Regions from separate parts of the Homo sapiens genome. Here region 1 is linked to region 2. A link is a contact called in ENCODE Hi-C or POLR2A ChIA-PET data. All regions are on one chromosome and are shown on one strand. Each heading gives the region's core, a stretch centred on a gene start or an enhancer-like site at or near the end of the contact. The rest is flanking DNA. Distances are from core to core; before and after follow the strand shown. Region 1 has its middle 14 kb from the start of LINC00297. Region 2 has its middle 6.3 kb from the start of LINC00384.

The links. A loop is a pair of places that touch in the nucleus more often than their neighbours do. ChIA-PET counts read pairs that join two places held with the same protein, here RNA polymerase II (POLR2A).
Region 1: a map of natural killer cell shows a loop between it and region 2 (5-fold over the local background). The contact joins two enhancer-like sites. A Hi-C loop is called at or near these places in 1 of 168 maps with a recorded cell type or tissue (natural killer cell). POLR2A ChIA-PET finds 5 or more read pairs at or near these places in 2 of 52 experiments (CD4-positive, alpha-beta memory T cell and activated naive CD4-positive, alpha-beta T cell).

The regions. Positions count from the first base shown.
Region 1 is chr13:29,899,800-29,904,553 of GRCh38, forward strand. No RefSeq gene overlaps it. Among named protein-coding and RNA genes, the nearest start is that of LINC00297, 14 kb to the left of the region's middle. Within about 2 kb of position 2,677, at least 10 of the 41 ENCODE cell types and tissues checked have a DNase peak (open chromatin) inside an H3K27ac peak, as active enhancers do; they include natural killer cell, where a contact is called at or near this core.
Region 2 is chr13:30,144,449-30,149,036 of GRCh38, forward strand. No RefSeq gene overlaps it. Among named protein-coding and RNA genes, the nearest start is that of LINC00384, 6.3 kb to the right of the region's middle. RefSeq lists an enhancer at 1,577-2,006. Within about 2 kb of position 2,408, at least 3 of the 41 ENCODE cell types and tissues checked have a DNase peak (open chromatin) inside an H3K27ac peak, as active enhancers do; they include natural killer cell, where a contact is called at or near this core.

The DNA of each region.
Region 1 (4,754 bases), core at 1,427-3,926, 240 kb before region 2:
TAACATAATGTCCTCCAGGTTAATCTTTGTTGTCACAAATGACATGATTTCCTTCTTTTTATGGTGAATAGTATTCTGTTGTATAAATACCACATTTTCTTTATCCATTCACCCATCAATGGACACTTAGGTTGATTCCATATCTTGGCTATTGTGATTAGTGGTGCAATAAACATGGGACTGCAGATATCTCTTTACCATACTGATCTCATTTCCCTTGGATATATACCCAGTAATGGGATTGCTGGGTCATATGGTAGTTCTATTTTTAATTTTTTGAGGAACCTCCATATTGTTTTCCATAATGACTGTACTAATGTGTGTCCCCATTAACACATTCCCATTGACAGTGTACAAGGGTTTCCTTTCTCCACATCCCTGCCAACGCTTGTTATCTTTCATCTTTTTCATAATCGCCATTCTGACAGGTGTGAGGTGATATCTGATTATGGTTTTAATTTGCATTTCTCTAATGATTAATGATTTGGGCATTTTTCATATACCTGTTGGCCATCTGTATATCTTCTTTTGAGGAATATCTATTCATATCCATTGCCTATTTTTAGTCTGGTTATTTGCTTTCTTACTGTTGAGTTCTTTGCGTTCCTTATATATTTTGAATATTAACCCCTTATTGGATGTGTGGTTTGCAAATATTTTCTTCTATTCCATAGGTTGTCCCCTCACTCCATTGTTTTCTTTGCTGTGCAGAAGCTTTTTAGTTTGATGCAATTCCATTTGTCTAATTTTGTTTTTGTTGCCTGTGCTTTTGGTATCATATCCAAAAAAAATCATTGCCCAGACCAATGTCATGGAGCTTGTCCCCTATGTTTTCTTCTAGTAGTTTTACAATTCCAGGTCCTACATTTAAGTCTTTAATCCATTTTGGTTAGATTTTTGCATGTTGTGTGAGATAAGGGTCCAATTTTGTTCTTCTGCAAGTGGATATACAGTTGTCTCAGTACTATTTATTGAAGAGACTGCCCTTCCTTCATTGTGTGTTCTTGGCACTTTCATTGAAAATCAATGGACCACAAATGCAAAGATCTATTTCTGGGCTCTCTGTTCTGTTCCACTGGTCTGTGTGTCTGTTTTTATGCCAGTACCATACTTTTTTTTCTCTCTCTCTTTTTAAAATCAGCTGAATTTAAGATTCAAGTACAATACTGTTTTGATTACTGTAGCTTTATAGTATAGTTTGAAATCAGGTACTGTGATGTCTCCAGCTTTGTTCTTTTTGCTCATTATTGCTTTGGCCATTTGGGGTCTTTTGTGGTTTTGGACAAATTTGGGGATTATTTTTCTATTTCTGTGAAAAACGTCATTGGAATTTTCATAAGGATTGCATTGAATCTGTAGATCACATTGGATAGTATTAACAATATGCCAACAATAGCAAGTTTAGTTTCTTATTCTGACTCCCTCTTCCATCTTGAATGGGATCATGAAAGACTCTTTGCATGCATTGGGTGTGTTTGGGGTAGTGCTGAGGTGATGTTACTCTTTAAAAGCATCCCAGTAATCCTTTTGTAAGGTTGAGAATCTCATAATTTGTAATCTTTTGAGTGTAGGTTTCCTTAGAATGAAGCATGCTTGCATCAATTCTAATCCAATCTATTGTGGTGTTTCATCATCTCCCACATCACACAGAACTGATGAGGTAACACCACATTTTACTGAGCGCATTTTTATGATACTTAATTTTCAATGGCAATTATTATAAAATCTAAATTCAAGGTCTGAGCCTAAATTTTAGGACACTTGGCACCCAATTCAATATATCAAATATTACAAAATATTTATCATATCCTCTGTAGTTGCCTCTCTTGATGCCAGGCCAGATGTCACCTTATCCATCAGAGTACACCTTGCCCCTGGGCTCACATGTGGCCTCAGACACTTTCTCAACACAGCACTTCATGCGTGCATGAAAAAATAATCAGAATTGGCGCGAAAAACCTGTTTGCCAGCTCTGGAATCTATCATTTATCAGTAAATTCCCCTGCAATTTGATCAGCTTTAGGCTGATAAGAAATCAGTGATGCAGTCATTGGTCTAGAATGCTGTGTCTGAGCCTGGCCAGAGCACATTTCTAGAAGACGGAATCAGTGTTCTTTAACCAAATGAATGTCATCATTTTATCCCTTCACTACAGGGATATCAGAGAGACGCCATAACAGGGTGGAGTCAGACACACCTGAATCAAATTCCAATCTTGCAACTTACTTGCTATATAACCCTGAACAAATTACTTAATCTCTCTCAGCTTCAGTTTCCATAGCTGCAAAATGGGGTAATAAAACCTCCTTTAGATAGTTGACATGTGGTTATAGCAGGAAATATCAACATAACGCCTAGCACATTGCAAGCATTCGATTAATGGTAGACTGTAGTTATACAATTTTCAACAGCTGTGACTAGCAGGTATTAGGTTTTCCTGTGATGGAATTTAAATAAAGACATATATTAGTCATTGAAAACATAACCTCAAGCCTCCAGTTGAAACCTATGAGGATGATGTCCATCATATAGGCAACTAAAGCAATCTCAATTGGGCTGTTTTCCCACTTTCTATCCAAAACATAGCTATTTGGACAGGATCCAAAATTAAACCCTTAGGAAGCGATGAGAAAAGCAGCCAGCTGTTGTCTGCATAACTGTGGTTAACCTCTCAGCCACGCCTCTTTGGGCATTCCTCTCCAGAGAAGCAGAAAAACATGAGACACAACAGATTCAACTGCAAAATAAGTCCTTTTGACCCAGGAGATCCTGGAGGCGGCTGACATCGCAAGCAGCCTTGCTTCCCACACAGCTGTGTCCAGGCCTGATACATTTGATAAGGAGAGCTCGTCTGCAGCATTACTACCTTCTCAGCTAAAGATGATGTAGGGAGGAAAAAAGAAGAGAAGAGGAAAACGAAAGAAAATGAGTGTCATTGTATGTAGGAAGTGTTTGTTCTAAGTGCATCGTGTGGACATCTAATGCTGCCTATCAGGTGACATCATTGATAACCATTTAGGATTCCCAGAGTATCTTTTGGCAAACTTATGTTGGGCTGTGAGGACTGGGCTGTAGCCATTTCATAAGAGCACAAAGACAACTTGATCAAAGAACATAAGCAAGAAAGAATGGAGATATTTTTTAATTTGAGTTGTTTTACTTCCTTCTGGAAGCCACTTGGAATGGACACTTCAAATCAATACAATATTGGATCAAGAAGACTGCACATTTCATCCTAAGAGTGGAATCATTCAGTGCAAAGAAATAGGCTGTGGAAAGTCCTCTCCATGGGGTGATGGAGTTGCCTTGCACTCTGTGCTTCCCTAGAACAATGAGCTTCTTCCACACACTATTGTTCTTTTTTTTTTTGTAGAGATAAGCTCTCGCTCTGACACCCAGGCTGGAGTGTGGTGGCACAATAATGGCTCATAGCTCACTGTAGCCTTGACTTCTGGGGCTCAAGTGATGCTCTCACCTCAGCCTCTTGAGTAGAGGACCAGAGGTGTATACCACCATCGTGGCTAATTTTGTTTATTTTTTGTGGAGACAAGGTCTCACTGTGTAGCCCAGGTTGATCTTAAACTCCTGAGCTCAAGCAGTCCTCCTGCCTTGGCCTCCCAAAGTGCTAAAATTATAGGCATGAGCCACCAGGCCCACCTCACACACTACTGTCCTTTTTTTTTTTTTTAAAAAAAAAAATAATGTTTTTAGAGATGGGGGTCTTGCCATGTTGCCCACACTGGCCTCGAACTTCTGGTTCAAACAATCCTCCCACCTTAGCCTCCCAAAGTACTGGGATCACAGTTGTGAGCCACTGTGCCCAGCTGAAATACTTAACAGCAATTCCTTTCCAGCTCCACTGCAACACACCCATGCATAACACCTGTGGTCCTCGAACTTTAGCAGTTACAGGAATCATCTGGAGGGCTTGTTAAAATGCACATTGCTGAGCCACACCCCTGGAGACTTCAATTCTGCAGTCTAGGGGTTGACTCTGAGAATTTGCATCTCTAAGAAGTTCTCAGGTGATGCCTGTGCTTCTAGTTCTGGACCCATGCTTTCAGAACCACTGCTTTGAGGACTGGCCACACACCCGCACCCAGCTGGGGTTAATTAACTGCATGAATGAATGAGTGAGTGATAAACAAATAAATGAAAGTGTGAAAGTCCTCCTTAGCAGTCTCCTTGATATTCTCAGGATTAATATTTTTGTCTTTTAAGTATATCCTCTGCAAAACACACTCCTGCAGTAAAAGTAAGCCTGTTACTTCAATTTGAAGACCGCCTTTTTCATCCTGCCAGGCCAGATATCCTATGATAAATAGTTTAGTTTTTCTTGCTGATTCCAGGGCACATAAAGTTCTCAACTGTGAAGGTGCCAGAAGCTTTCTGGATTCAAAGTGTCTATCCAGATGGACAGACTGGGGAGCCAGGCTCTTCATTGCTTTCTCTGCTCTAAAAATTCTCAGCATTTCATTTGAACACATCAAAGCAGGCTCAGATTAAAGACAAAATGAGCTTGACACAACAAAAATGGTGCCAGCTTGGACTCCATGACACGTTAGCCTCGAGAAGGCCGGTCTGGGGCCATTGGCCAGCGAAGAATTCACCTGGAGAGCCTGCTGCTGCTCTGTCTCTTGGCCTTGGTGTGAGCATTTTTCACCCAAATTGGGCCACTTCTTATCCTTGTAACAGTGTAACAGCAGATTCTGTCACCCATGGCTGTTTCCCAGCTGTCTGTAGACATGTCTCAT
Region 2 (4,588 bases), core at 1,158-3,657:
GGACCCCTCCCAGTCTATTTTGATGAAGACCTTATCACCTCCACACCCATCTGCAGAACCAGACAGTGTCTCAAAAAGTGCAGGCTGGAGCTGCTTGTTAAAAATGCAGGCTCCCACACTCACTGGATTCACATCTCTGGGGGCAAGCCCTGAGAATCTGAAATTCATGCACACTTTCTAGGTCATTCTTATACACGCAGAAATTTCATGTCCACTATTTAGTCTATTTCAGAGAAATTAGGGGAAGAACACTTCTACACTGCTAGACCTAAGGATAGTAGAACTAACAGTAATTGCTGAGTTGGAAGGAGAAGGTGTTCAGGAGATTGTTGGTTGTGACATCTGGGAGTGCCACTCACAAGTTGTCTAGCACAGCATTGGGGAACTGGTCCAAGATTTTCAAGACAAGATCTGCTGTCTTCTGGTAATCAAATAAAAATCAGTGGTCATTGGAAGAGAAAGTAGCCTTCTCCACTGCAGCAGGGAAGGGAAGTGAGGAGACCACCATGAGTGAAGAGCTGACCACCCCCAAGAAAGCCAGAGAGCTGCTGGTGCCCTCTGAGAAAAGGAAGAAGAGGAAGAAGAAAAGAAGGTGAAATGAAGGTCGAGCACCAAGCTCTTCGCCAGACTGAGGTTTAGGAAGCAAAGACTCACCATCCATGTAAGTTGATTCCCAGCGGGGACAGAACTACCATTTGGGGAAGGAGACATTTCTAGAAGCCATAATGCAGGAATGTCACCAGGGACACTAGACGTCCTGAAACGTGAGGGACCACCCACACAATGAAGAGTTTTCTCGAGTCCTTGGGATATTGATGTTTACAATCATCTAAGCTTAGAAACAAACTGCATTTTACATAAAAACACGAAGCATTTTTGAACTGTTTAAATATAAACTGAAATTTTCAGAAGTGCAACTACCAAGTTTATTTCAGAACCCTCCCAAGAGCTGTTCACAATTTCAGAAATACATGTCAACAGCGGCTCCGCTCATGGCATCCGACTTGTGATTGGAAAAGTTCAGTCTGCATTTGTGGTCCCATTCATAGTGACTTTACACGTATGTCCAAGCTTCTGAGCTCCTTGTTAGGTTGTCTGGTTAGACATGCCTGAGCCTTTATATTTTTTTAAGTGGAATGTATTATTATCAATTCCTTTCCTTATAGTTTCTATTTATATTAATGTTAGAGTAATATAAGGATTTTTTAAAAATCTATTTCAGGAAAATAAAGGAAAGTTACAAATGACAAAAAGTATTTGTCATTACGGGGGCCGTGGGGGGTCTGGGGAGAACCTCTGCCCAGATGTGGCCCGAGGTTTTCCTTGGTATGAATGAGGCTGCTCATGACCCCTAGAGACTCTGTTGCAGCCACAGCTGATCTGGTTTACGAAGGCTTGTGCCCACCCAGCTGGCTGCCTTCAGTTTACTCTGGAGTTGTTGGCATGGACCCAGCTCTCAAAACATCCCCCCGATCAGCATCCATTGTGCAATTTATCTCAATGTGGCTATAGACTCAAGCGAGAACAGGTAGATCGCAGGGAACAAGCTTGGTCTATGCAGCAGCAGAAGGATATGGATTTGAGCGGCCCCCTGGCAGAGGCTGTTTCCGACTCAGGCCTCCAGTTGTCCCCTAGGCCTCTCTCAAGAGGATTCTCGTCAATTTGACACAGTCATTTTGTTACCAGGGACATTCCGACACACTCGCTTTACTCTTGTTTTGACCCGAGGACATTTTGATATGAACAGAAACCATCAAGCTTTCAACTGTGTTTATCACCAAGTAAGGAATGAAACAGACACTCACCCACACCTGGGCCTCACTGTGTCTCATATCATGCTGAACCCCTACCCTCTGGGAACTGGAATGCTTTAAGGCTCAGGAAAGGCTGCTGTACCAATTTATTTGCAGTAGAAGTCTGTTTTTAGGCTGGGCATGGTGGCTCATGCCTGCAACCCCAACACTTTGGGAGGCCAAGACAGGAAGATCACTTGAGCCTAGGAGTTCAAGAGCTGCTTTGCAACACAGCAAGACCCCGTGTCTAAAAAAAAAAAAAAAAAAAAAAAAAAAAAAAAAAAAAAAAAAAGCTGGGCATGGTGGCACAAGCCTGTAGTCCCACTGTCCCACTTACTCAGGAGGCTGAGATGGAGGGATCACTTGAGCCCGGAAGGTTGAGGTTGCAGTGAGCTATGATCATGCCACTGCACTCCAGCCTGGGTAACAGAGCAAGACCTTGTCTCAAAAAAAAATTTGTTTTTACAGTTGGTATAGGTCTTTCTATATAGAAGAGACACTCAAAATGATCTCACCAAAGTTTCCAGAATCTCTCATTTCACCCCAACACCAGAGGAGAGGAAACAGGGCTAAGAAATGAAAGACCCCAGAAAGAAGTGTCCACTTGGCTGATGCCAGCTGAGCAGGAAATACACGGAAGGCTCGGCAGGGTGACAGGCAGATGGGCTGCTCTTACCACCTGCCCCTGCCTCACGGTGGAGAAGGTCAAGGAGCTAGATGCGACCCTCTAGCTCAGTGGTTCTCAACCCGGGCCTCACATTGGCATCACCTAGGAAGCTTTAGAAAAGTACAGATACCTGAGTCCCACCCCAGAAATTCTGCTGTCATCAGTCTGGGGCGTAGCTGAACATGGGTCTTTTTAAAATCCCCCCTACATGATTTCAGTGTGCAGCCCCCATCAGGAGCCTCTGCTAGAGCTGCCATCACAGCCTCTCCAGCACGCCTTTATTCTGGCATTTTCTATTTCTTCTTACTCCAGGGAGAAGGCTTTGGTGATTAATTCCCAAGCAAAACCGTTCATTACTCCTTAATAAGATGAATTTCTATCACCAACAATAAGTCAGCCTGTCTCTGCCTCCCTTCTGCTCTTGAGAAATCTCTGTGTGTCACCCTCTTTCTTCTCTTCAAACTCGTTTATACAGCCATCCTGGCCATCATAAGGTTGTTGTTTTGTTTTGGGTTACTTTTAGGGGGTGGCATGGGGAGGGGGTCATTGGGGAGGCGGCTAATGGCCAATACATCAAATTTAACCCAAGCAGATGTTGCAGAACTGGGAGGTTTGAGGCACTTGAGGAAGTCTTTCTAGGGCCTGGCTCTGAGCAGGACTCCCCTAGAGGGCCCTGGGGAGCCTTGGGCTGGCACTTGTGTTTGCAAAGTCCAAGGAAGAAACCACCTCTCATGCCTTTCCCTTAGGGGTTGTGTGACATCCATCCAGCTGTAAGTCAAAGTTACTTCCCCTTTGTTTTATGTTCCATCTTGATTTTAAACTATTATTACATCTGTTAGAGAGTACACTGTGCCTCCCAAAATGGATATGTTGAAGTCCTAATCCCCGCTACCTCTGAGTGTGACCTTATCTGGAAATAGGGTCATTGCAGATATGACGAGTTAAATTAAAATATGGTCATACTGGAGTAGGGTGGGCTTTTAGTCCAGGGCAACTCATGTCCTGATAAAAAGATGGCCTTGTGAAAACACACACATGAAAATGCCTTGTGAAGATGGGGGGTTGGAGTTGCCCAGCTGTGAGCCAAGAAACCCCAGAGATTGCCAGACACTCCAGCAGCCAAGAGAGGGGCAGCAAACAGATTCTCCCCCAGAGCCCTCAAGAGAGCACAGCCCTGCAAACCCCTTGATTTGGTACTTTCAGCCCCAGAACTGTGAGATAATAAATTTCTGTTGTTTTAAGCCACCCAGTTATAGTTTGGGTACTTTGTTACAGGAAATACAACACCCAGTTATAACGCCCACTTTTGTTTGTTTAAAAAAGGCAGGAAATTGTGGTAGTTGAGAGCACAAGCTTTAGAGATCAGCAGAGCTGGGCTGCACTCCCTCCTTGGCACTGACTGGCTCTGTGGCCTGGGTAAATAACTTGACACTTCTGAGCCTCAGTTTTTTCACCTGTGGAATGGGGCTAATAGAACCCTACATAGTAGAGCTGCTATGAGACTTGACATAGATGACATCTGAGAATGACTCACCCAGGGCCTGGTACTCATAGCCTGAAAAGCATGGGGCAAAGATGGGGCTTTGGGCAGGGGATTAGGAACATTAAGTCCACCTATGCGGAGGCACTTGGCTTAGGCCCAGGCCCCAGGTGGCGGGTGTCCATCTGGATAGTGGAAGGCAGAGGTCGGGCCAACTTCCTGCCTTCCTGAGATGCTGTCAGGGTGGAGGAGATGACGTGTGGAAGTCCTTGGAGTGAGCTGCCACGTTAGCACCAAATCACCAGCACGATCATTCCTTCCATTTGTCACTGACGATTTTATAGTCGCAACAAGACAGTTTTCAGTGTGAGGCGGGCCTCAGTTCACACCCCAGGCATCTGGCTGTCATGCAGCCACAGCAAACCTATTCGCTTGGGTCTTACTGCTTAATTATTGCAACTGGCATGGCTTCGGGTACCTTGAGAGCCCTTGGACATATACCATACGTTCTGGGCAGGAAGCTCTCCTGGCGTGAGGATGCTGCTTGTCACTCCAGCAGCTCCCCTCTGTTAAGTGGTGGATCTTCTCCAAATGCGCAGCCCCAAATGCACAGGAAGCCAAAGCTTGGCACTCAGAGCTGCCAGTGCC